Linked DNA regions of Homo sapiens: region 2 is linked to region 1. Evidence: read pairs that join two places in POLR2A ChIA-PET (ENCODE). Cell type or tissue: OCI-LY7. All regions are shown on one strand. Each heading gives the region's core, and the rest is flanking DNA. Links, peaks and the distances in the headings are about the cores only.

What was found. Peaks named below come from ENCODE experiments on the same cell type or tissue, not always from the same donor. Only the 100,000 strongest peaks of a DNase experiment are listed, where the experiment ranks them.
Region 2: POLR2A ChIA-PET joins it to region 1 with 17 read pairs; 4 of 35 experiments call an interaction of 5 or more read pairs at or near these places.

What each region holds. Positions count from the first base shown.
Region 1 is chr9:128,899,427-128,907,426 of GRCh38, reverse strand. It overlaps LRRC8A (leucine rich repeat containing 8 VRAC subunit A), which reads right to left. Exons shown (of 4, transcript NM_019594.4): 3 at 1-270. The coding sequence starts at 262. Among named protein-coding and RNA genes, the nearest start is that of PHYHD1, 18 kb to the left of the region's middle. RefSeq lists a silencer at 3,514-3,686 and an enhancer at 7,170-7,309. In OCI-LY7, for the core only: no CTCF peak of the experiment used is centred there; a DNase peak (open chromatin) is centred at 4,926; H3K4me3 peaks cover 1,065 bases; H3K27ac peaks cover 3,082 bases.
Region 2 is chr9:128,980,886-128,997,142 of GRCh38, reverse strand. It overlaps NUP188 (nucleoporin 188), which reads right to left. Exons shown (of 44, transcript NM_015354.3): 15 at 15,753-15,879; 16 at 14,442-14,594; 17 at 14,115-14,241; 18 at 13,763-13,850; 19 at 13,593-13,669; 20 at 12,129-12,243; 21 at 10,465-10,585; 22 at 10,268-10,334; 23 at 9,426-9,554; 24 at 8,957-9,096; 25 at 6,917-7,023; 26 at 3,740-3,946; 27 at 3,449-3,618; 28 at 2,701-2,770; 2 more. LOC101929314 (a long non-coding RNA gene) reads left to right here. Exons shown (of 4, transcript XR_007061810.1): 3 at 3,109-3,253; 4 at 3,412-3,489. Among named protein-coding and RNA genes, the nearest start is that of SH3GLB2, 39 kb to the left of the region's middle. In OCI-LY7, for the core only: a CTCF peak has its summit at 3,987 (motif pointing left); no DNase peak of the experiment used is centred there.

The sequences.
Region 1 (8,000 bases), core at 1-8,000:
GCAGAATGGTGGAGTTGGGGTAGGTGGGCTCCGGGCCAGGGGCTGCCCAGCCCCGGAACGAATCATTGCAGGAGTCCTTGGTGACCCACTTACAAGGCAGGCAGATCATCTTGTCTTGGGTGACCTGCAGCGTCCCCCCGAAGACGGCAATCATCAGCATGACGATAGAGATGTAGTCTGTGAACACATCCCACCACGGCTTCAGGATCCGGTATGCTGGCTGCGTGTCCGCAAAGTAGCGGAGCTCTGTCACCGGAATCATGGTTCAACCTAAAAGGGAGCCATAGGAGGGGGGTTAGCACAGGGTGGCCTGGCTTTCCTAGGACCAGGGGTCAGGGGAAGAAGACAATGAAAATTCTTCCATTGTCCAAAATTCCACCTCAAATCTAGCTGGGAGCCAAAGCCTGCCTACTCCACGGGGCAGCCCACTTATCAGCCCTTCTGCAGAAAGCATGTGGCCACTTGGCTGGGAAACCACCCTGGGGGAGGCAGGCAGGCTCCCCATTTAATACACAGGAAGACTGAGCACAGTGAGATTAGACAGATCCCCAGTGCAGCCTCAGGGTTCTCTGCTCCATCCCTTGCATTCCAGTAAGAGCAATCGGGAACTCCTTTCTAAAGTCCACCTATTTAATGAACAGATTGACCAGAGGGACACATTTAAAACTCCCAGTTCACTGGGAACCAGCTGCTGTAAAGCTGCAGCAAAGGGCTGGAGGGATTCCCGCAAAATATGAGGAAAGAAAGCAACATGCAGAGGGGGCACAACATGAACTCACTTCCATAAAACAAAGAGCAAGGTTTAAAAATTCCACGTGGTTCACGTCTGTAATCCCAGCACTTTGGGAGGCCGAGGTGGGTGGATCACCTGAAGTCAGAAGTTCAAGACCAGCCTGGCCAACATGGTGAAACTCGGTCTCTACTAAAAATACAAAAATTAGCCTGGCGTAGTGGCGGGTGCCTGTAATCCCAGCTATTCGGGAGGCTGAGACAGGAGAATCACTTGAACCCGGGAGGTGGAGGTTGCAGTGAGCTGAGATTGTGCCATTGCACTCCAGCCTGGGCGACAAGAGTGAAACTCCAACTCAAAAAAAAAAAAAAAAAAAAAAATTCCACATGGGGGCTGGCATGGTGGCTCACGCCTGTAATCCTAGCCTGTAATCCCAGCATTTTGGGAGGATGAAGTGGGAGGATCGCTTGAGTCCAGGAGGTTGAAGCTGCAGTGAGCTATGACCCCGTCGCTGTACTCCAGCCTGGGTGACAGAGACCCTGCTTCAACAACAAAATTCCACATGTGTGTATAGTTATGTGTGTACAAGATTCTGGGAACACTCGGAAGACCAAAGGTCACATAGTGGGTCTTAATGACAGGCTCCTAGGGGAGCGGCCTCAAGAGAGGGGATTAAGAATAAGGCTCTCCTCCCTCACAAACTGGGTGATCACAGAGAGGCCTTAATGTAAAATCATCTCTGGTTGCGTGTGTATAAAGGAATTAAAAACAGCAGCAACAGCAGGCTCTCCCAGAGAGAGTCTAGTTTGACTACTATGGCGAGAAGCTGGAAATCTGATTTTTCTTTTTTTTTTGAGACGGAGTCTTGCTCTGTCGCCAGGCTGGAGTGCAGTGGCATCATTTCGGCTCACTGCAACCTCTGCCTCCAGGGTTCAAGTGATTCTCCTGCCTCAGCCTCCCGAGTAGCTGGGACTACAGGCCTGCACCACCATGCCCAGGTAATTTTTGTGTTTTTTAGTAGAGACAAGGTTTCACGATGTTGACCAGGATGGTCTCGATCCCTTTACCTCCTGATCTGCCCGTCTCAGCCTCCCAAAGTGCTGGGATTACAGGAGTGAGCCACCGTGCCTGGCTGGGAACCTGATTTTTAACACATAACTTTGGTGACTCTAATGATTGGCCAAGCTTGGGAAACACTGGCTGAGAAGCCACATTAGGAAACCCAGACTGTGCTACACAGGAGGCACGCAGCAAGATCTCTGTGAGAATGCCTCTCTGTGGCCATTCGTGGTCACACGGCCAAGGCTGGTTGCTCTTACAATGAAAGACGTATGGCTGTCACGGAGGGATAAGGTACTAGATGTTCCCTGGAGAACATACGGAAAATTGTAAAAAAGCGTAGCAGCAAAAAAAGAAGAATCCGCTTTACAATCCCCACCAGGGTTACACACTGTTAACTTTTCACTGAATAATAACCTTCCAGTCCTTTCTGTGTATTTTATAATTTTATAATTTTTCTTGTAAGAGATTGGATCTTGCTCTGTTGCCCAAACTAGAGTGCGGTGGCGTGATCATGGCTCACTGCAGCCTCAACCTCCTGGTCAAGCAATCCTCCTACCTTAGCCTCCCCCAGGTAGCTGGGGCTACAGGTGTGTGCCACCATGCCTGGCTAATTTTTTTTTTTTTTTTTTTTTTTTTTGAGACGGAGTCTCGCTCTGTTGCCTAGGCTGGAGTGCAGTGGTGCGATCTTGGCTCACTGCAAGCTCCGCCTCCCAGATTCACGCCATTCTCCTGCCTCAGCCTTCCAAGTAGCTGGGACTACAGGCACCCGCCCACCACACCCGGCTAATTTTTTTTTGTATTTTTAGTAGAGACGGGGTTTCACCGTGTTAGCCAGGATGGTCTCGTTCTCCTGACCTTGTGATCCGCCCGCCTTGGCCTCCCAAAGTACTGGGATTACAGGTGTGAACCACCATACCTGGCCCATGCCCGGCTAATTTTTAAAATTTTTTGTAGAGACAGGATCTCACTATGTTGGCCAAGTTGGTTTCAAACTCCTGGCCTCAAGCAATCCTCTGGCCTTAGCCTCCCAAAGTGTTGGCATTACAGGAGTGAGGCACTGCACCCAGCCCTTTCTGTGTATTAGAATAAATTGTGCTTTTATTTATTTATTTATTTAGAGACAGAGTATTGCTCTGTCACCCAGGCTGGAGTGCAGTGGCACAATCTCAGCTCACCACAGCCTCCGCCTCCTGGGTTCACATGATTCTCCTGCCTCTGCCTCCCAAGCAGCTGGATTACAGGCACACGCTACCACGCCCAGCTAATTTTTGTATTTTTAGTAGAAACGGAATTTCGCCACGTTGGCCAGGCTGGTCTCGAACTCCTGACCTGAGGTGATCCACCTGCCACGGCCTCCCACAGTGCTGGGATTATAGGTGTGAGTCACCATGCCTGGCCAAATTGTGCTTTTACTTTACATTCAATTTTTACTTTACACTGTAACCCAGAACCTAGATTTTTATCTAAACCAAGTTTTAAATGCCTGTGTCAAATGTGTCTGTCTCTCTTAGGAGAGGAACAGGGGTGCCCAGATGATGGGCCACCTTTCTTTGATTACTGATAATGTTAATAACCAGAATAGTAACAAACTTTTTTTTTTTCCCTTTTTGAGACAGTCTCACTCTGTCACCCAGGCTGGGGTGCAGTGGCATGATCCTGACTCACTGCAACCTCTGCCTCCTGGGTTTAAGTGATTCTCATGTTTCAATCTCCCAAGTGGCTGGGATTACAGACGCCCGCCACCACATCCAGCTAATTTTTGTATTTTTAGTAGAGACGGTGTTTTGCCATGTTGGCCGGGCTGGTCTTGAATTCCTGGCCTCAACCAATCCACCTGCCTTGGCCTCCCAAAGTTCTGGGATTACAGGCGTGAGCCACCGTGCCCGGCCTAGGTAGGAACTCTTTAAGAACAGCACTTCTCGGGCCAGGCACAGAGGCTCACGCCTGTAATCCCAGCACTTTGGGAGGCCAAGGCGGGCGGATCACGAGGTCAGGAGATCGAGACCATCCTGGCTAACAAGGTGAAACTCCGTCTCTACTAAAAATACAAAAAAATTAGCCGGGCATAGTGGCAGGCGCCTGTAGTCCCAGCTGCTTGGAAGGCTGAGGCAGGAGAATGGCGTGAACCCGGGAAGTGGAGCTTGCAGTGAGCCGAGATCACGCCACTGCACTCCAGCCTGGGTGACAGAGCGAGGTGCCGACTCAAAAAAAAAAAAAAAAAAGAACAGCACCTCTCTGCAAATGCCAAACACTCCCCAGCCCCAATCTTTCTAGGCTATGCTGGATGGGGAGGACAGGAGGAAGGCAGAGCAGGACCCCATGTGAGGCAGGTGGAATGGGGCACTCAGCAAGGGTGATGATGGCCACAGCCAGTGCTGAGGGCCTGGAAGTGTGCCAGGCACCAGGCAGGCCTCCCCTGCAGGCCCTCCTAGGGTCATCCTTGATGCCCAAGAGGCCAGGCCTCTATAGCCCCATCCCAGAGATGGGGGTGCTAAGGCTCAGGAAGGTGACATCACCTGCCAACATCCCCCTGCTATTAAGGGGCAGAGTAGAGTAAGAACAAACCCAGCAGGCCTGTCCCTCTACCACCGGGCTCAGGTCCTCGCCACCATGTGGGACTTGCCCTCCGCCTGCCCAAGGTCTCACCCAGGCGGTGCCAAGAGAAACAGGACTGGGAGTGCAGCTTCCCCGCCCCTCAGCATTACCAGCGCTCAGGTCACAAAGGGGCCAGCAGACACCACCGCCCGCCCTGGGCTGGCAGCTCCAGGCCAGAAGTCAGTCCTCCTAGTGATGCCAGGACTCACGGGCCAGGGCAAGCACCCGCCCCACAGGAAGGCCCGGGCCCTCTAATGACCAGGTGGGTCCACGCACCACCTACACTGCTGGGAAAGAAAGTGGCACTGGGAGAGCTTCTGAATCACACAGCTGCCTCCACTGAGACATGTGGACACCTGGAGTCCCCATCCAGGGCCAGGACCTAAAGACTGGGGAACAGAAGAGGGAGGAGAGGAGCCCGGTGCATGCAGCAGCCTGCCTGCCCCCAAGTCTGGAATGAGACAGCCAGGGCGGGCGCGGCTGTTTGAGCGGGCAGGATGTGGTGACAATGATACTGCAACACCTCCCTCGTGTTCAGGGAGTGGGGTGTGTTCGCTCACAGAAACACCTGCTTCCTCTGCGAGGAGCCGCCCCAGCCCCGCCGACCTGGGGCTTGTCTGTACCACCCAGACTCCTCCTTCTGAGGCAGGAAGTGTTCCCAGCTCAGTCACACAGGTGAGGGAAACTGAGGCTCACAGAGGCAAAACCACCTGCCCAAGGCAGGAAACACCGTCCCAATCAGGTCTGATTCTGACCACCCGCCCCAACTCCGTGCTTGGTCTGGGAACATCCGGACTCTGTTCAGCCCTTGGCTAGGTCCAGCGGGGGTAAAAAAAAATGATCAAGGTGGGACTTCTGCTTCAGGTTCCTCTCTCCAGTTTGAGTGTGTCTGGGGAGTGGAGGAGGGCCCTGGGGTTCCAATGGCAGAGCCTGGGGCTGGCTGCAGAGCTGAGAAGGGCCTGGACTGGAGTCTCTCACAGGCCTGGCCCGGCTGGTGCCTGGGCCTACCCCTGGTAAGGGTAACCTGTCTGGAGGGGTCACCCCCAGCTGCACCCGTTTCCTTGTCCTCTGCTGTGTGATTCTGGAAAAGTCACTGCCCCTCTCTGATGGGGCTTCGGGGGAGATCAGGAAAGAGGGTGCAGGCACCAAATCCAGGGTTGAGTTCCCAAGGGTGTGGGGAAAGGAGCCCCACCCCAACAGGAGCCAGCCGGGTGGTCAGAGCCACCTGCCTGCCCCCTACAGGGGCAGGCTCCCTCCCACACGGCTCTTGCCGAGGATGAAGAGGGGAAGCCAGTACCAAGGTGTGGGCCTGGACTCTGGTAGCCTCTCTGTGGGACCTTGGACAAGCTCTTCACTGCTTGCAGCCTCAGTTTCTTCACATACATGGTGGGCATGATACCACGCAGGGCTGCTGGGAGGAGGCCATGGAATTATTTTAATTAAATGGGACGGGGTCTTGCTATGTTGTCCAGGCTGGTCTCAAACTCCTGGCCTCAAGCAATCCTCCTGCTTTGGCCTCCAGAGTAGCTGGACTGTAGGCATGTAGCACCACACTAGGGTAAAAAAAAATTTTTTTTTTGAGGCAGTCTCACACTATTGCCAGGCTGGGGTGCAGTGGCACGATCTGGGCTCACTGCAATCTCCGCCTCCCAGGTTCGAATAATTCCCCTGACTCAGCCTCCCAAGCAGCTGGCACTACAGGCGCGCCACCACCACGGCCGGCTAATTTTTCATATTTTAGTCAAGACGGGGTTTCACTATGTTGGCCAGGATGGTTTCCATCTCCTGACCTCATGATCCACCCGCCTTGGCCTCCCAAAGTGCTGGGATTACAGGCATGAGCCACTGTGCCCGGTCTGTTTTTTTTGAGATGGAGTCTTGCTCTATCGCCCAGGCCGGAGTGCAGTGGCACGATCTCGGCTCAATGCAACCACCACCTCCCGAGTTCAATCAACTCTCCTGCCTCTGCCTCTGGAGTAGCTGGGATTACAGGCGTGCACCACCATGCCCGGATAATTTTTATATTTTTAGTAGAGACAGGGTTTTACCATGTTGGTCAGGCTGGTCTCGAGCTCCTGACCTCATGATCTGCCCACCTCAGCTTCCCACAGTGCGGGGATTACAGGTGTGAGCCACTGCGCTGGGCCTCACACTGGACTAATTTAAAATAAAAATTTGAGAGATGGGGTCTTGCTATGTTGCCCATTTGGCCTCAAACGCCTGAACTTGAGTGATCCTCCCACCTCAGCCTCCTAAGTAGCTGGGACTACGGGCATGAGCTACTGCACCCAGCAAGTCTTAGGAACTAAATGCTTTTATTTTTATTTTTATTTTGAGACGGAGTCTCAATCTGTCACTCAGGCTGGAGCAGTGGCATGATCTCAGCTCACTGCAACCTGTACCTCCTGGGTTCAAACGATTCTCCTCCCTCAGTCTCCTGAGTAGCTAGGATTATAGGCGCCCACCACCATGCCCGGCTAATATTTGTATTTTAGTAGAGACAGGGTTTCACCATGTTGGTTAGGCTGGTCTTAAACTCCTGACCTCAAGCGATCTGCCCACCTCAGCTTCCCAAAGTGCTGGGATTACAGGCATGAGCCACTGCGTCCAGCCCCCAAATGCTTTTAAAGTGCTTTGTGCAGAGTGGGGCGCAGTCAGCCCAGGCTGGTATAATCTTTCTTCCACCTCCTCAGCACCTAGTGAAGCCAGATTCTCTTTGAGGACAAGAGTCAATTGTTAGGACTCGATACACTCAGAGTCTCTCCCAGAGAGCACCTGAAAGGGGACAAGGTGGGGTGGGGTGCTGCAGGGCGTGGGCCCCCGGTGTGGTGGAGAGGCCAGCAGCAGTTTCAGGTGGATGTGGGTTGGGGCTGGGGTAGGGAAGGCAGCTAAAGCCAGGAAGCCTGGGCCCTTCCTTTCCCTGCCCAGCCCTGAGGAATCCCCACAGGGAGGGGCCCAGTGCAAGGACCTGCCCAGGAACTCAGGACTGCAGATGACTAGATACCCACAAGAGAGCAGTTCCAGTTCAGAAACAGACAACCAAGGCCAAGGCCAGATTCTCCCCTGCACTGAGCCAGGAGGTCCCCATTGTTTCCAGGTCCATTTTTTCCCCTCAATTTTTTTAGACTGTCATAAAACACATGTAACTGAAAATGTACCATCTTACCCATGTTCAGGGGTGTAGTTCAGTGGCATGAAGCACATTCACTGTTGTGCAACCATCACCACCATACACAGAACTCTCTTCATCTCGTTAAACTGAAACCCACACCCCTTAAACACGACACCCCTTCCTCCCACCGCCTCCAAGCACTCCATCCCACTTCCTCTCTCTGTCAATCTGACTTCTCTAGGGACCTCATGTAAGTGGAATCATAAGGTATTTGTCCTTTTGTGATGGGCTGTATCACTTAACGTAATGTCCTCAAGGCTCACCACGTTCTAACACATATGAGAATGTCCTTTTGTTAAGGCTTTTTTTTTTAAGGTGTCCATTTTATAACCACGGAAACCGGCTCAGAGACAGAAGTCTTCTGCCCAACTTCATACCGCCTATAAGTGACAGAGGTGGCGTTCAAACCTGGATTTACAGTGGGCCCAGACAGGCAGCACC
Region 2 (16,257 bases), core at 3,900-11,899, 86 kb before region 1:
CATTCAGCTCTCAGCTGGGACATCACCACTCAGAGAAGGCCACCCTGACTACTTCTATCTCATGTGTTCATTACCACAGCACTTTAATTATTTCCTTCACAGCAAATTATCACTATCTGAAACCATATTTTTTATTGCTAAATTTGTTTATAATTTACCTCCTCCATCATAGGGCACTCTCTATGCGATCAAAGATCTTATCTGCCTTATTCACTGCTGCATCTCAATGCCTGGAAGCGTTCCACTAATGCCATTAAGAGAATGAATGGGTGACCAACATCCTGGACTTAGGTTTCTTTCTCTTTTTTTTTCTTTTCTTTTGTATAGGTAGACAGGTGAGACAGAGAGCCAGATAGGTTTCCTTTGGGGAAAGAGGATGGTGGGATTTTCAGAGCTACAATTCAAGAACTGCTGCCTAACTAGGGCCTAAAAGGCAGGTGACATAAAGGTTATACCCTGGGGAATCAACCATTCTCAAAGACAGGTGAGCCTTTAAGTGTGTTTGGAGCCTTAGGGGTCCAAAACCACCATGCCACAGCAAGAGTAGCCACAAACCTGCCCCTCCTAGGCTCAAAGCTCCAAGCATGTGGGCAGTCTGGCACTAGGCAACAAATTTCACAGATGTAGGAGGTGCTTGGAAAAAGGAGGCATCTATCAAGCTGAAGTTGTTCATGAAGTCAAAAGATTAATCTGGGCCAAGCGTGGTGGCTCACACCTGTAATCCCAGCACTTTGGGAGGCCGAGGTGGGTGGATCACCTGAGGTCAGGAGTTCGAGACCAGCCTGACCAACAAGGTGAAACCCCATCTCTACGAAAAATACAAAAATTAGCTGGGCGTGGTGGCAGGCACCTATAATCCCAGCTACCTGGGAGGCTGAGACAGGAGAATTCCTTGAACCCGGAAGGCGGAGGTTGCAGTAAGCCAAGATCGCACCACTGCATTCCAGCCTGGGTGACGGAGCAAGACTCCGTCTCAAGAAAAAAAAAAAAAAATTAATCTGGATACCCCAAGAAAGAACACTTCAATACCAAGTCCTTATGATACAGCGTGACGGAGTCAAACCACAAAAAAGCCAAGAACAATGCATTTCTTCCAGATGTTATCTCTCTCTCTCAAAACCAACTCCCAGTAGACAGAGTACAGAGACAATGGCCTCTGTTCTTTTTCTAAGACCAGGAAATGCAGTTTCTAGAACCAATGACAAACTGCTTTTTAGAGAGGGTGCTGCTGCAGCTGTCACAGCTCCCTGCTGACTAGTCAACAAGTATTTATTGACCTAGCATCTACAAGGTACACAGCACGAGAAGACAGTTATGCCTTTGCACAAGAGGCAGATGCAGCCAGGGAGCAGCTAAGACCCAGCCAAGGCCTAAGGGAGGTACAGGAGGCTTTAGGAACTCTGAAAGGATTTCAAATCACTTCTCTGCATTCCTCTTAATGGTCTCCTGGACCCAACACCCTCAAATACCCCACAGTCCCAATCTCTCAGCATAGAACCTATTACAGTTTAGCTCTCAGGGATAAACCCTGATTAATTCTTCCGCACAAGGAGCTGTATCTGCTAGGCTCATGTCAACACATCATTGCTAAGGTACCAAAGTGAAAACTCTCCCCAAAAGGGTCTTACATGAGTGGTGGCAATGATGAGAAGCATCCTCCAGGCGGACACCAGCATCTGGTACTCTAACAAGGAGGTGCAGCTGCTGCCTTCTGTTTCGGCCACGTGAACTGCCAATGACTTGACATACCCTGACCAGTAGGCAAAGCGTTTCTCGATGGAAAATTTCTTCAGTGTATCCTTTAATGACTGGTCTAATGAACCCCTACAGTGTCAAGAAAAAACCTCCAGTTAGATTTTGAAAGCAGATGGGAATATAATGGGTACAGACCCTTGTTGAGGCAGAGAAAACGACCTTGCATGGGCTTAAAGGCAGACGGCTCCAGGACACCTCCAACGTGTGGGTTAGGCTGAGGCCTTTCCAGGATTCCTCCTCCATAAAATCCCAGTTGCATGGAGTTTGCTTCACAATAACTCTTTCTGACAATCATAAATGCCATCGGTGGATTGGCCAGGAACACAGCTCACTGGCCTTCCATGAATGGTTCCAAACCAGTTCTCTCCTCTGCCTTGGCTCTTCCAGCCATGCACCCAGTGGTAGGCCACCAACTCCCACTCCCCCAACCTTCAGTTAAAATCTCAAGAGGGGAAAGTACTCACTTTACTACATAGTATATCTCCAAGCAAATTATCTTCATGATTAGGGCACAGGTTTCCAGGATGCTGGGCTGTGGAGATAGCAGAACAGGCAATTATCACATCTCTGATCACTGATCTCCCCCAGTATATCAAACAGGGAACAGAGCAGGGGCCCAACACTTGCAGAACAAGTTAGCACAACCCCTGTTGAATGTGAATGTCCTGACTTGCAAGAGCAGAGGCGTCAGGTCCACAACGTCTCCAACTGAATGGAGAAGACCACAGAGCCACCAACACACAGTAGCGCAAACCACTTTCCTTCCCAAAGCAAGACATCAAAGGGACAGAAAGCTGGCACTTCCCTGAGAAAGACGTTTCTAGTGAAGGGAACATTCTGTTGTTTAATTAGGGGAGGTATCATTGTCTACGGCCCCATCTCACAGCCCACAGCCTTTCCTCCAAGGGACTTGTAGCCACCATCCTGCCCTCTGCCACAGCTTACCTCTGATGTTTCAGAGGGAGGAGAAAGGGTTCCAAACAGCGGACTGGTTAAATTTTCCCAAAACTTGGGTCTAAAAAGGAAATAAATGTTTGAAATCATAACTTTTTCCCTCTCACAGTCATTTTCTCCTCTCTCAAGCTCCCTTTGGTGGTCACTTCATATTTTACCAGTCTCAATCCTAATATGTGTCTGATAAGTCAGTTGTTCCCGTATAAATGAAAGGTTTCCATAGATAAAATTACATTTTCCTCTCATGAATCACACTTATGCATTATAGAGTTGATCAATAAAAACTCTTCAAGATTCCTTCCACTGTAGATTCCCAAAAGCCCCACAGAAGAGGAGGGAGGGAAATAAGACAGCAGACTCCCAAATTTAGCCTTTTAACACTCCTTCCCTTTGTGCCAGCAGGTCCAATAGAACGGAATGTTTCATTCAATCCAGTGACTTGAGCAAGCGCCTCTCTCCTGAATCTACTGTTTCTCAAGAATAATGAGTTTTGATGCAGCTAGTTAGCAAAAGGCAGGAACACAAAAGCAACTGAACCTTCCAGGTGCTTAATATTTAAAGATCCTTAATACTTGCAGCAGCATTAGAAAGAGAATTAGTGTAAAACTCCCAGGTATTGAACCAGGACTAAGCACTCTTATTCCCAGTGAACTGTCACAACAAACCTCTGGGATAAGAGCTATTATTACTCCCATTTTATAGACCAGAACAATGAAACTACTCCCAGAGGCAGACTTACTTGGTTCGGAGGACCAGCATGGCACTGTCCCTCCGATCCTGCCACAGAGCATGCAAAAAGGCAATGGCGGCACGATGCAGCAGGGGTGGGCACCAGTATCGATCTTGCTGTTGGGAATCAATCAGCTCCAGCACTGCATGGAGACAGCTCCACATCCCAAGGCTGAATTCCTGCAAGAAGGGACAGGTAAGAGTTCAGTTCCACAGCCACTGCCAGCAGCTGTACTTGCAGAGCCCAGCATCTGCCTCCCAGTGAGCCAACTCCCAGTGTCATCCCAGGTTACAGGCTTACCTTTGAGCCATCACTGCCATCCTTAACTTCCAGGTTCAGAAACAGTTCGATGAGGCCTGGCTGGGTCTCTACTGCAACAGTGAGGAACTCTAGAATCATGACTTTGATGCGCATGTCCTCAATTTTGCTCTGCAATCGGGTCAGGAAGGCATCACGAATGGCAGCCGCATCATTGCCCAGACAAGCATACACTGACATTGGGGCCACCTGGTGGAGACCGGAACACACAGGCTTAGAGCTCTGCTTCCACAAAAACCTCAATGGGCTCCCACAGAAGGGCACTGAAGAGCTCCCAGAAAATTGGCAGAAAGGGAAGCATCCAGACTACAGCTCTGGGCTAAAAGGGACATCACCACAAACAAGCATGAGATGCCCGCAAATTCACAGGAAAGACAGTAATCAGTATAAAGAAATGCTCAACTTCCCTCATGGTTAAATAAATACAAACTGAAAAGTGAAACATTTTTTTGCTTATTAGATTGGCAAAGACTAAACAATGATGAAGACCTTGCAGCAACGATAGAATACTTGGTGTTATAAGTATAAACTGTTACAATGTTTTTTGGAAGGTAATTTGGAAATATCTAATAAAAAATATCATGTTCATTTATACCTACATAAATCTTTGGAACTGTAAACAAATGTTTACAGGGTGGTAGGGATAATAATGTTCACTGCAGCACTGCTTGTAATAGTGAAAGACAGAAAGTAGCGCAAATAAATCAGGATGCATCCATTCTAGGATGTGATATGCAAACATTAAAAAGAATGAAGGAAGTCCAAATTAAAAAAAGGAAAAAAGACAAAAAAGAATGAAGGAAGTCCAAATGTGCCTATGTGGCATGAAGCACATCAAGACTGCCTGATATGGTATCAAGTAAAGGAAGCCAGTCATAAAACAGTACCAGGGGCCAGGCACAGTGGCTCACGCCTGTAATCCCAGCATGTTGGGAGGCTGAGGCAGGCAGATCACTTGAGATCAGGAGTTCGAGACTAGCCTGGCCAACATGGCAAAACTTCGTCCCTACTAAAAATACAAAAAAATCAGCTGGGTGTTGTAGTGGGCGCCTGTAATCCCAGCAACCTGGGAGGCTTAGACAGGAGAATCGCATGAACCTGGGAGTGGAGGCTGCAGTGAGATCATGCCACAGCACTCCAGCCTGGGTGATGGAGTGGGACTGTCTCAAAACAAAAACAGTACCAGGAAGGGCTGGGCGCGGTGGCTCATGCCTGTAATCCCAGCACTTTGGGAGGCCAAGCGGGCAGATCACGAGGTCAGGAAATCGAGACCACGGTGAAACCCCGTCTCTACTAAAAAAAATACAAAAAATTAGCCGGGTGCAGTGGCAGGCGCCTGTAGTCCCAGCTACTCGGGAGGCTAAGGCAGGAGAATGGCTGAACCCAGGAGGCGGAGCTTGCAGTGAGCCGAGATCGCGCCACTGCACTCCAGCCTAGGCAACAGAGCGAGACTCCGTCTCAAAAAAAAAAAAAAAAAAGAAAGAAAAACAGTACCAGGAATTCTGCTTTTATCAAGAACAAAAGTACACACTCAAATACTTTTTTTTTTTTTTTTGACTCTGTCGCCCAGGCTGGAGCACAGTGGTGTGAACTCGGCTCACTGCAACCTCCACCTCCCGGGTTCAAGCAATTCTCCTGCCTCAGCCTACTGAGTACCTGGGACTACAGGCACACGCAGCCACACCCGGCTAATTTTTTTGTATTTTAGTAGAGATGGGGTTTCACCGTGTTGCCCAGGATGGTTTCAAACTCCTGAGCTCAGGCAAGCCACCCACCTGGGCCTCCCAGAGTCCTGGGATTACAGGCATGAGCCACCACGCCCAGCCCTAAATACCTTTATTATTTTATTTTTTGAGGCGGTGTCTCACTCTGTCGCCCAGGCTGGAGTGCAGTGATGTGATCTCAGCTCACTGCAACCTCTGTTGCCCAGTTTCAAGCGATTCTCCTGCCTCAGCCTCCTGAGTAGCTGGGATTACAGGCACCTGCCACCCAGCTAATTTTGGTATTTTTAGTAGAGGTGGGGTTTCACCATCTTGGCCACGCTGGTCTTGAACCCCTGACCTCATGATCCACCTGCTTCAGCCTCCCAAAGTACTGGGATTACAGGTGTGAGCCACAGCGCCCAGCCGATACTTTTTAAAATACAAGAACACAGATAAGAAATGTGGAGCACAGCCTTGGAGACATAGCCAGACCCTATTTCAAAAAAAAAAAAAAAAAAAAGAAATCTGGAGCATGGCATATCCCCCTGCCCATAGGGATTCTTGGAATAAGGAGATCATAGGGCATCTTAACTTTCTGTTACATCTATTTGTAACATTTAAATAAATATTTTACAATAAGCATGTCTTTTTTCTCCTTTTATCTTGAGACGGAGTCTCGCTCTGTCGCCCAGGCTGGAGTGCAGTGGCGTGATCACAGCTCACCGCAACTTCTGCCTCCCGGGTTCAAGCAACTCTCTGCCTCAGGCTCCCAAGTAGCTGGGATCACAGGCACCTGCCACCACGCCTGGCTAATTTTTGAGATGGAGTCTTGCTCTGTCACCCAGGCTGGAGTGCAGTGGCGCGATCTCAGCTCACTGCAAGTTCCGCCTCCCTAGTGCATGCCATTCTCCTGCCTCAGCCTCCCAATTAGCTGGGACTACAGGCGCCTGCCATAATGCCTGGCTAATTTTTTGTATTTTTCAGTAGAGAAGGGGTTTCACCGTATTAGCCAGGATGGTCTTGATCTCCTGACTCTGTGATACACCCGCCTCGGCCTCCCAAAGTGCTGGGATTACAGGCGTGAGCCACCATGCCCGGCCCCCTAATTTTTGTATTTTTAGGAGAGATAGGGTTTCACCATCTTGGCCAGGTTGGTCTTGAACTCCTGACCTTGTGATCTACCCACCTCAGCCTCCCAAAGTGCTGGAATTACAGGCATGAGCCACCGCACGCAGCCTTTTCTCCTTTTTTCTATATTAGAGATGGGGTCTCACTATGTGGCCCAGGCTGGTCTTGAACTCCTGGGCTCAAATGATCCTCCCACCTTGGCCTCCCAAAGTGCTGGAATTATATACAGGCGTTAAGCCGCTGCACGTGGCCTGAGCATGTCTTTTGTAATCAGGGGGAAAAAAACACCCTCATATAAACAGTGTGTGTGCATGAAGTACGATCCTACCGTGGCCAGACGTTTCAGCAGCTGAATGGCAAGACGTGGCAAAGCAGGGTCATGTTTGTGGTAGATGTATTTGGCTAGAACAGCAATGAGGTTGTTTCCATGAGCACCTAAAGCAGCACAGGAAACAGTTTAGATATCAAGTGTGCCTAATTCAAGTCCTTAGAGCACTGACTGTTCAAAAAAGACCCACAGTGTGTATGTGAAGGAATTTACCCTCAAGTACTTGGAGGGCCACAGCAAACCTAGGTGGCTGTATCCTTCTCTTGATTGAGGAGCAAAAGAATAGTCAGAATTTGGGGATAAACAGTTCAACCCAACTCATCGACAGCAAAGATACATTTTGAATAAAATAGGTGCTTATTTTATTAATTTTTATTTATTTATTAATTTTTTTTGAGACAGAGTCTCACTCAGTCACCCAGGCTGAAGTGCAGTGGCACGATCTCGACTCACTGCACCTCCACCTCCCAGGTTCAAGCAATTCTCCTGCCTCAGCCTCCTGAGTAGCTGGGATTACTGGCGTGCACCACCACGTCCAGCTAATTTTTAAAATTTTTAATAGAGACAGGGTTTCACCATGTTGGCCAGGCTGGTCTTGAACCCGACCTCAAGTGATCCACCCACCTCGGCCTCCCAAAGTGCTAGGATTACAGGCACCCACCACCATACCCAGCTAACTTTTGTATTTTTAGTAGAGATGGGGTTTCACTGTGTTGGCCAGGCTGGTCTCAAACTCCTGACCTCGTGATCCGCCCACCTCGGCCTCCCAAAGTGCTGGGATTAAAAGCGTGAGCCACTGCACCCAGCCTATCTTTTTTTCTTTTTGAGAGAGGGTTTCACTATGTTGTCCAAGCTGGAGTGCAGTGGCAAAATCATGGCTCACTGCAGCTTTGACCTGCCAAGCTTCAAACAATCCCCCAACCTCAGCCTCCTGAGTAGCTGGGACCACAGGCATATGCCACCAGGCCCAGCTACTTTTTTTTGTTTGTTTTGGTATAGATGGAGGTCTCCTTATTTTGCCCAAGCTGGTCTCGAACTCCTGGACTCAAAGTATCCTCCCCAGCCTCACCGTCCCAAAGTGCTGGGATTACAGACGTGAGCCACCATGCCCAGCCCTTTATTATAATCTTATTAGGAAGATACTACAGGCATCCATAATCTGAAAACCTCAAATTAGAGCACGGTGGCTCATGCCTGTAATCCCAGCACTTTGGGAGGCCAAAGAGGGCAAGTCACCTGAGGTCAGGAGTTCGAGACCAGCCTGGCCAACATAGCGAAAGCTCGTCTCTACCAAACAGAACAAAACAACAAAATAAAACAAAACAAAACAAAAATTAGCCGGGCGTGGGACAGATGCCTGTAATCCCAGCTACTCGGGAAGCTGAGGCAGGAGGATTGCTTAAACCCAGGAGGCAGATGCTGCAGTAAGCCGAGATTGCGCCACTGCACTCCAGCCTGGGCAACAGAGCTAGACTGTCTCAAAAAAAAAAAAAAAAAAAAAAAAAAATTAAAAAATTAAAAAAAATCTGGAATGTGTCAAAATCTCTAACTATAGCTCAAAGGAAATGCTCACTGGAACATTTTGGATTTATGCTAAACTGGTAAGTATACTGCAACTATTCCAAAATATGAAAAAAAAATCTGAAACCCAAAACACTTCTGGTCCCAAGCATTTCAGATAAGGGATACTCAACCTGTACCATTATCCCCATTTTACAGATGAGAAATCAGAGGCAGAGTTGTTTAATAACGTACCCAAGGTCACACAGTTGATTGGATACAAAATTTGAACCAAGGCAGTCTGACTTCAAATCTGCATTCTTAACTATTATTCTATCATCAATAGGAGGCAGAAATAAAGTACCATCTAGTCCTTTTGTTTCCAATTTCAGGAAAGGAGCTGGTAATCATTCCCAAACTTCCTCAAGAAGCAGAAAATACTGTTGACATCCAAAAACACTGCCTAAGATACGTATTTATGAGCAAAAATGACTGGAAGAGAAATACATACCATGTTGTGACTGGAAGAGAAATACATACCATGTTGTGAGAGAGCCTGTTCCAGGGGGGACACCACATTAGAAGGAGGTTTCAGCCGAATAACATTGTTGGTGACGGAGAATGCCAGTTTCACTGTCTTGATCAGCAGCTGGCCCTGCCCCTGGCCCTCTGCCCCATCACTAGGGTGCCAAATGGAAACCAAAGATGATTCAGACAGTATGACTTCATTCGCAATATATGTGCTCTCATGAATTAGATTCCAACAATAATCCCAGAGTTCAACAGCTTCTGTTAGAGGCCCCAGTCCAAACTAGGAGAGAGGAGGAGTAATCAACTCCCTTTGCTATACGCCAATCTATACAGCAGCCACTAGGGTATGTAAAGGCTATGTCCTAGGAAGAACAATGTCGTCTTCTAAAAGCTACTGCAAGTTAACTTAAACTGGAGTTATTAGTAACATGCAGGCACAATAAAGACAGACAAAGGGAACGTGGAGAAGGAGCCCTACCTTCGAGGCTGAGCAGCCATCACCATGTCAATGGTGTCCACGCCAATGCCCATGATATTGATAACTGTCTGTCCTGCTTCTGTGTATGCCAGGCTGCAGATGCAGAGAAACTGCAGGCTGGGAGTATGACTGGAAGACAGAGGTATTCTGAGTTACCAGGGAGCCACTCAGTGTATCTTGGAAGGAAGGGCATTGTCCAATTAGGCTAGGGTGGCTAACCTAACCTACTGGACACTGGAGACCAGCTCTCTGCAAGCTGAAGGCACTCTGATCACTTTCCTGAAACAGACTTGATCACCTAAAGATCACCCTGAGAAGCAATCTAAATGTCCATCAAGTAACAGATACAGCTACTGAAAAGGATCATAATTAATCCATATGATGGAATGCATAGAACCATTAAAATAAGACATCTATAAGCAGTAGCATGGAAAGAAAGTTACAGTCAATACAGAAAGAGGAAAAAACCAAGAATACATAGTAACTGGCCCTGGGATGCAGATATATATGAAGAGTGTCTCGTCAGGAATGAACTTTTGTAACGATCATAAAGAATGATTAATATATTAGTGTATGTATACACATACACACACACACACACACACACACACACACACACACACACACACTCTCTCTCTCTCTCTCTCTCTCTCATTCCTACTTCTCTGTCCACAGTGAGAAATGATAAACAGGCCAATGGAAAGCAACTAACAACCTCAAGATTACTGAGTTCTGGGCTCAAGCAAGGTAAATTCTCTGGAAGAACTGAGACGGCTTTGCACAGCAAAAGCCCGTGTCTTGCCTTGGCGAGCACCAAGCTCTAGTAATCAACCCTTCATTACCTGCTGTGCAGGTCTGTCTCGTGGCACAGGTTCAGTATCGCATGAATCAGCTCCAAGATCAGGCAACCTGGACTCCAGAAAAGACAGAGGAATGATGTGGCCTTGTGAAATGACCCCTTATCTCAAGAAAGGGAAAGAAAAAAGCTCTCCAGTGGGGCCAGAAATCCCCAGGTCTTCCCTGCCCATGCTGTCCTTACCAATCTGTTCCCTCACTCCATGAGAGTTGTAGCGCCACTTATGGTAGCTGGGAAGCATCTCCTTCAGCACAAACATTACACAGGGTACAAGTCCTTGGCTCTGGGTACTACCAAGTTGCCCCTACAAGAAACCATGCAGTGAGGACTTCCGCACATTTAAGGAAAAGTCATTTAGTTACCTAGAGATTTAATTCCAAAACCATAGATAGGTCCAAAGGAAATCTAGGCAAACCTTGGTCATCAATGAAAAAAAAGAAACATCAAAAGTCCTACTTTATAGTTGAGCCCAAGTTGTGGGTCTTTTCTAGAATAGAAAAAGTGATGAAAGAGAATGTCACAAAAGGCACCAACACGAAGAAAAGGGATGCAGGCTAAATCTGGACAGAAGGGAGGCACCTTAAACATAAAGGATAGAGGATTGCTGATGATGAACAATGCCACTTCACTATCATGATTGCCAGCCGTCCCTAACCTCAATCCCATCACTGAAATACTAGAAAGGAGATCTGATATGCAAAAATCTGATACCCAATGATATCTGTTAACTGTAGCATCCTTCTACTAAAAATGGGGACTCTTTAGTTATATATAAATATCTATATATTCCTATCTCTATATGCAATCTTTTTTTTCGCCCCCAAGATGGAGTTTCACTCTTGGCACCTAGGCTGGAGTGCAATGGCGTGATCTCGACTCGCTGCAACCTCCGCCTCCCAGGTTCAAGCAATTCTCCTGCCTCAGCCCACTGAGTAGCTGGGATTACAGGCGTCCACCACCACGCCCAGCTAATTTTTGTATTTTTAGTAGAGATGAGGTTTCACCATGTTGGCCAGGCTGGTCTCAAACTCCTGATCAGCCTCAGGTGATCCATCCGCCTCGGCCTCCCAAAGTGCTGGGATTACAGGCATGAATCACTGCACCCAGCCTACAATCATTTCTTTTTAAGCATTCATTGATTCCTGCAGGCAGGAAGTATAGTTTTTTTCATGCATGACCCTCTTCTCAATCCCATGAGGTAGAGACCATATAGCATTCTGTTTTAGAGACTCTTAAGATATTCTTTACTTGCTCAAGGTCATGCAGCTAGTAAGCTGTCAACCTGAATGTAAACCTAATTCTGACTCCAAAATTTATGCTCTATGTCATTATTTATGCTCTATGTCAGTATTTTTCAAACCGAGTTGTAACCCATTAGTAGATTATGAGATCAGTCTATGGTCAAAATTCACTTAAATAGGGAGGAGACTGAATAGAAAATATCAGGGTACAACTTGTGTGGTAAGAATAAATGTTGTGAAATAAACTGTGAAATTTTGCTTCAGGAATATACACACATGTATATATACTGGGATATGATATTATCCCAGGTTACTGTCAAAATAGCTTGATAGTAACTGCAATACCCTTTTGGCCTCTTCCATTCTACTTCATAAACCTTCCAATCATTAAATAAATTCACATAATTAAGCACCTAATAGAGTACATAACTGGCACATACTAGGTACTCAATACATAGAAACTGTTGTCACTGTAACTTCAAGATGACTATTCTGCCTACAGACAAGAAGATTACAGCACCAGGGGCCAGGGAAACTATTTCAGAGTCATCTGACAAGACTGGACCTTTTCTTTTTCTGCCCTTTGTGAACAAAATCAGACTGTACCTTGACAAGGGTGGTGATCAAGCGCAGAAAGGCAATAGTAACCCCATACTCGCCCTGAGGCTGTTCACTGTTCATCAAGAGGTTTCCGTACCCTCCAGCATTCATCCCTTCCGCACTGGAAAAAGAAGTAGAGGGAAAAAAAATGATAGGGAAATTTCAAGGTTTCAAGAAACTAATCATAGAGCATTCTTGTTATAGTCTAGATGACTTGAATATAAAATAGAAAAGCTCTCCAGTGGAAATAATCCAATCAAGACAGTTCTGTACCCAGGGTAAACATTAAGAACATGTTTTATTGATGTAAAACCTAGATTGAAAGTAAAAAAATCAAAGGAACATCAGGGAAACATTTTTGTCAAGAGACAGCAAGGCGAGAATGCTCAGGTAGTAAGATGGAGCCTGTGTACTGGTAAGTGGTCTACTGGCTGAGCTCGAGAACCCATGAAATGAGAAAAAGTACAGAGTGATTGTGGCTTAATAACGGGACACCAAGTCCCTGAATCTAGAAACCTCTGGATTTTCTGGGCTGGAAAGTAAATGCTCACATACTAACGTGATTGATGTTGGATAAGAAATCTCTCTTGCTCTCGGCCGGGCACCATGGCTCATGCCTGTAATCCCAGCACTTTGGGAGGCCAAGGCAGGCGGATCAGTTGAGGTCAGGAGTTCGAGACCAGCCTGGCCAACACGGTGAAACACTATCTCTACCAAAAATGCAAAATTACCGGGGCGTGGTGGTGAATGCCTGTAATCCCAGCTACTTGGGAGGCTGAGGCAGGAGAATCACTTGAACCTGGGAGGCGGAGGTTGTGGTGAGCCAAGATCACGCCATTGCACTCCAGCCGGGGCAACAAGAGCGCAACTCCATCTCAAAAAAAAAAAAAAAAAAATCAGGCCAGGCGCGGTGGCTCACGCCTATAATCCCAGCACTTTGAGAGGCTAAGGCGGGCAGATCACTTGAGACCAGGAGTTCCAGACGAGTCAGACCAACATGGTAAGACCTCGTCTCTATTAAAAATACAAAAAATTAGCCGGGCGTGGTGCCGCACATCTGTAATCCTGGCTACCGGGGAGGCTGAGGTGGGAGAATTGCTTGAACCCGGGAGGCAGAGGCTGCAGTGAGCTTAGATCGTGCCACTGCACTCTGGCCTCGGTAACAGAGCGAAACTCCATCTCAAAAAATAAAAAAAGTAAATAAATACATAAATAATACAAAAATTAGCTGGGCGTGGTGGCTCGAGCCTATAATCCCAGCTACTCGGGAGGCTGAAACACAACAACTGCTTGAACATGGGAGGCGGAGGCTGCACCACTGCACTCCAGCCTGGGCAACAGAGTGAGACTCCATCTCAAAAAAATAAACAAACAAATACATAAAAATAAAATTAATAAACCTAGGCTAGATCTGAGACATATGTGGTTCTCACTAGGGAATATGGCCCACCACCCTAGGACTTGGCTCACCTAATCATCTGACTCAGGCTGGAGACAGGATGGGCCACAAATGGTAAAAAACCTGTGTGACGAAGATCAGTCCAGACCTGAGAAGGAAAAGGAAGAGTTAAATGCCCACATATCTTCAGGTATGTGCCAAGTGCTACATTTTTGGCTCTTGGGAAGATCTGGCATCTCACCTTTGCTGGATTGCGGGCAGCCAAAACAGTTAAGCAGTTGACACAAGAAGCAATGACATCCACAGGTGGGGAGATCACTGTCGTTAACCTGGTTGGAGAACAATACACTATACTCAATAAAGCAAATAATACAACTGGTTCCCTCACAAACATTTTTCCACTTCTCTCTCCCCAGTCTCTCCCCTCAGCAGACATATAAAAACAGGAAAACCCTCACAGATATAAAAACAGGAAAACCAAGGAATATGCGCGAACTTTAACCCAGTGGGTATGTGTCCAGGTTCCTGCAAACTGAGGGCACAAGTGCTGAGATCTCTACTGGGCAGCTGAGGGTCAGCCAAGACAGACTCACCGCTGCAGCAGCATGTAGATGCGAGATGTGATGGGCAGGAGACAGTCTGCTATCGACAGGTCTGTACTGATGACCTTATGGACGAGATCAATGATGGGTTTGACTCGCTGGCAGTGCTGAATCACATCTGAGAAGAAAGACAGCCTGTGACCTCACGGCAAACAACCCCTTTAAGATCACTGAACAGTCTCTGAGACCCAGATACACAAATCAGACAAATCACAATCTTGATGGTTCTAAATTTTATGTAGATATTCTATTTTCTAAATCCTCCAAGCATATCCACTTTTCCTCCTCGTAGGTGATGTTTCCGAAAGCTGACCTTACCTGCAGTTGAAACAACATGAAGCAACATTTCAATCTCGCAGGTAAAGAGGGTCCAGCTGCTATAGGAGTATTCCCAGCGTACCAGGTATGCCCTATCATCCAACATTACTTGGCCCACAGTGCCTTGAGGTATGCGAAGGTTGGTTTGACCCCCTGAGAGAGAAAGATAAATTAGTCTAATATCTGAGGATAAATAAAAAATGTAACTCCTCTACCAGACATCAATATTTTAAACACACAGAGATACACAAACTCACAGACATTTTTTTTTTTTGAGACAGAGTCTCCCTCTTGCCCAGGCTGGAGTGCAGTGGCGCGATCTCGGCTCGCTGCAACCTCCACCTCCTGGGTTCAAGTGATTCTCGTGCTTCAGCCTCCCAAGTAGCTGGGACTACAGGTGCGCACCACCACTCCTGGCTAATTTTTGTATTTTTAGTAGAGATGGGGTTTTCCATGTTGACCAGGCTGGTCTTGAGCTCCTGGCTTCAAGTGATTTGCCTGTCTTGGCCTCCCAAAGTTCTGGGATTCACAGGCTTTCTTCTTAGTAGCTAACATTCCTAAAGCTTTTTCAACTAAAATACACAAAAAAGTTCTTGTCATGTAGACAAGTGTCTTTTTTTTTTTGAGATGGAGTTTTGCTCTTGCTGCCCAGGCTGGAGTGCAATGGCGCGATCTCAACTCACTGCAACCTCTGCCTCCCAAGTTCAAACGATTCTCCTGTCTTAGCCTCCCGAGTAGCTGGGATTACAGGCATGCACCACCACGCCCGACTAATTTTATATTTTTAGTAGAGACGGGGTTTCTCCATGTTGGTCAGGCTGGTCTCGAACTCCCGACCTCACGTGATCCGCCCACCTTGGCCTGTAATCCCAGTGTTGGGATTACAGGCGTGAGCCACTACACCTGGCCGACAAGTGACTCTTTCTATATGTCTGAAAATCACTTGAGTGCAAAGAACAGTTTTCCATTCAAATGATGATAACAACAGTACCTCATAGGACTGTTAGTGCCTAGATGACTGGAGAAGTCAGTGGTGATGATGCCAGGATTAAAACGGTGAGGCTATTCCCTGTATATTTTCCTCTTTGAGCACCTGGTACAGATGTGAGCCTCAGAGTGTAACTGCCTGGATGCATTGGCTCACGTCTATAATCCCAGTGCTTTGGGAGGCTAAGGTGGGAGAATCACTTGAGCCCAAGAATTTGAGGCTGCAGTGAGCTATGATCTTGCCACTGCACTCCAGCTTGGGTGACAGAGCAAGACATCAAAAAAAAAAAAAGCTGTCATAAAAGGGGGATCTCTTTATCTCACCAAGGGGATAAAGGAGTTTGGGTGTTTGTCTCCGCCAAAGAGTTCCATCTTCATGGGAGATCACATCATGAGGCTTGTGTTTATAAAGTTCATTGTAGAAAGACATCTTATCCAAGAAGCTATACACCTGCCAAAACAGAAAAAACCATCACACATTTCCCTCCAGGATAAGCAAGGAGAGGTCCCACAGTCTGCTCTTTCAACCAGACTCTCAAACTTCTTGCAAGCCCACCACTGTGACTGTTCTTGGAACTGCCTTCTGCGCCCCTCGCCAAATCTTCACTGGGCTTTAACACTCAACTCAAGTCCCCATCACTCCACAAGGGCAGTTATCTCTCCTGAACAGTATGGTCTTTATTGCTCAAATGACATTTACTCTGTACCACCTGGCTCTTAGCTATTTATTTCTTATATCTAGTAACTTCCAACTAGATATTAAGGAACTTTATACTTAGTCTTAGTCCCACAGTATCTACAATAGGTACTTAATGAAAAGATTATTTAA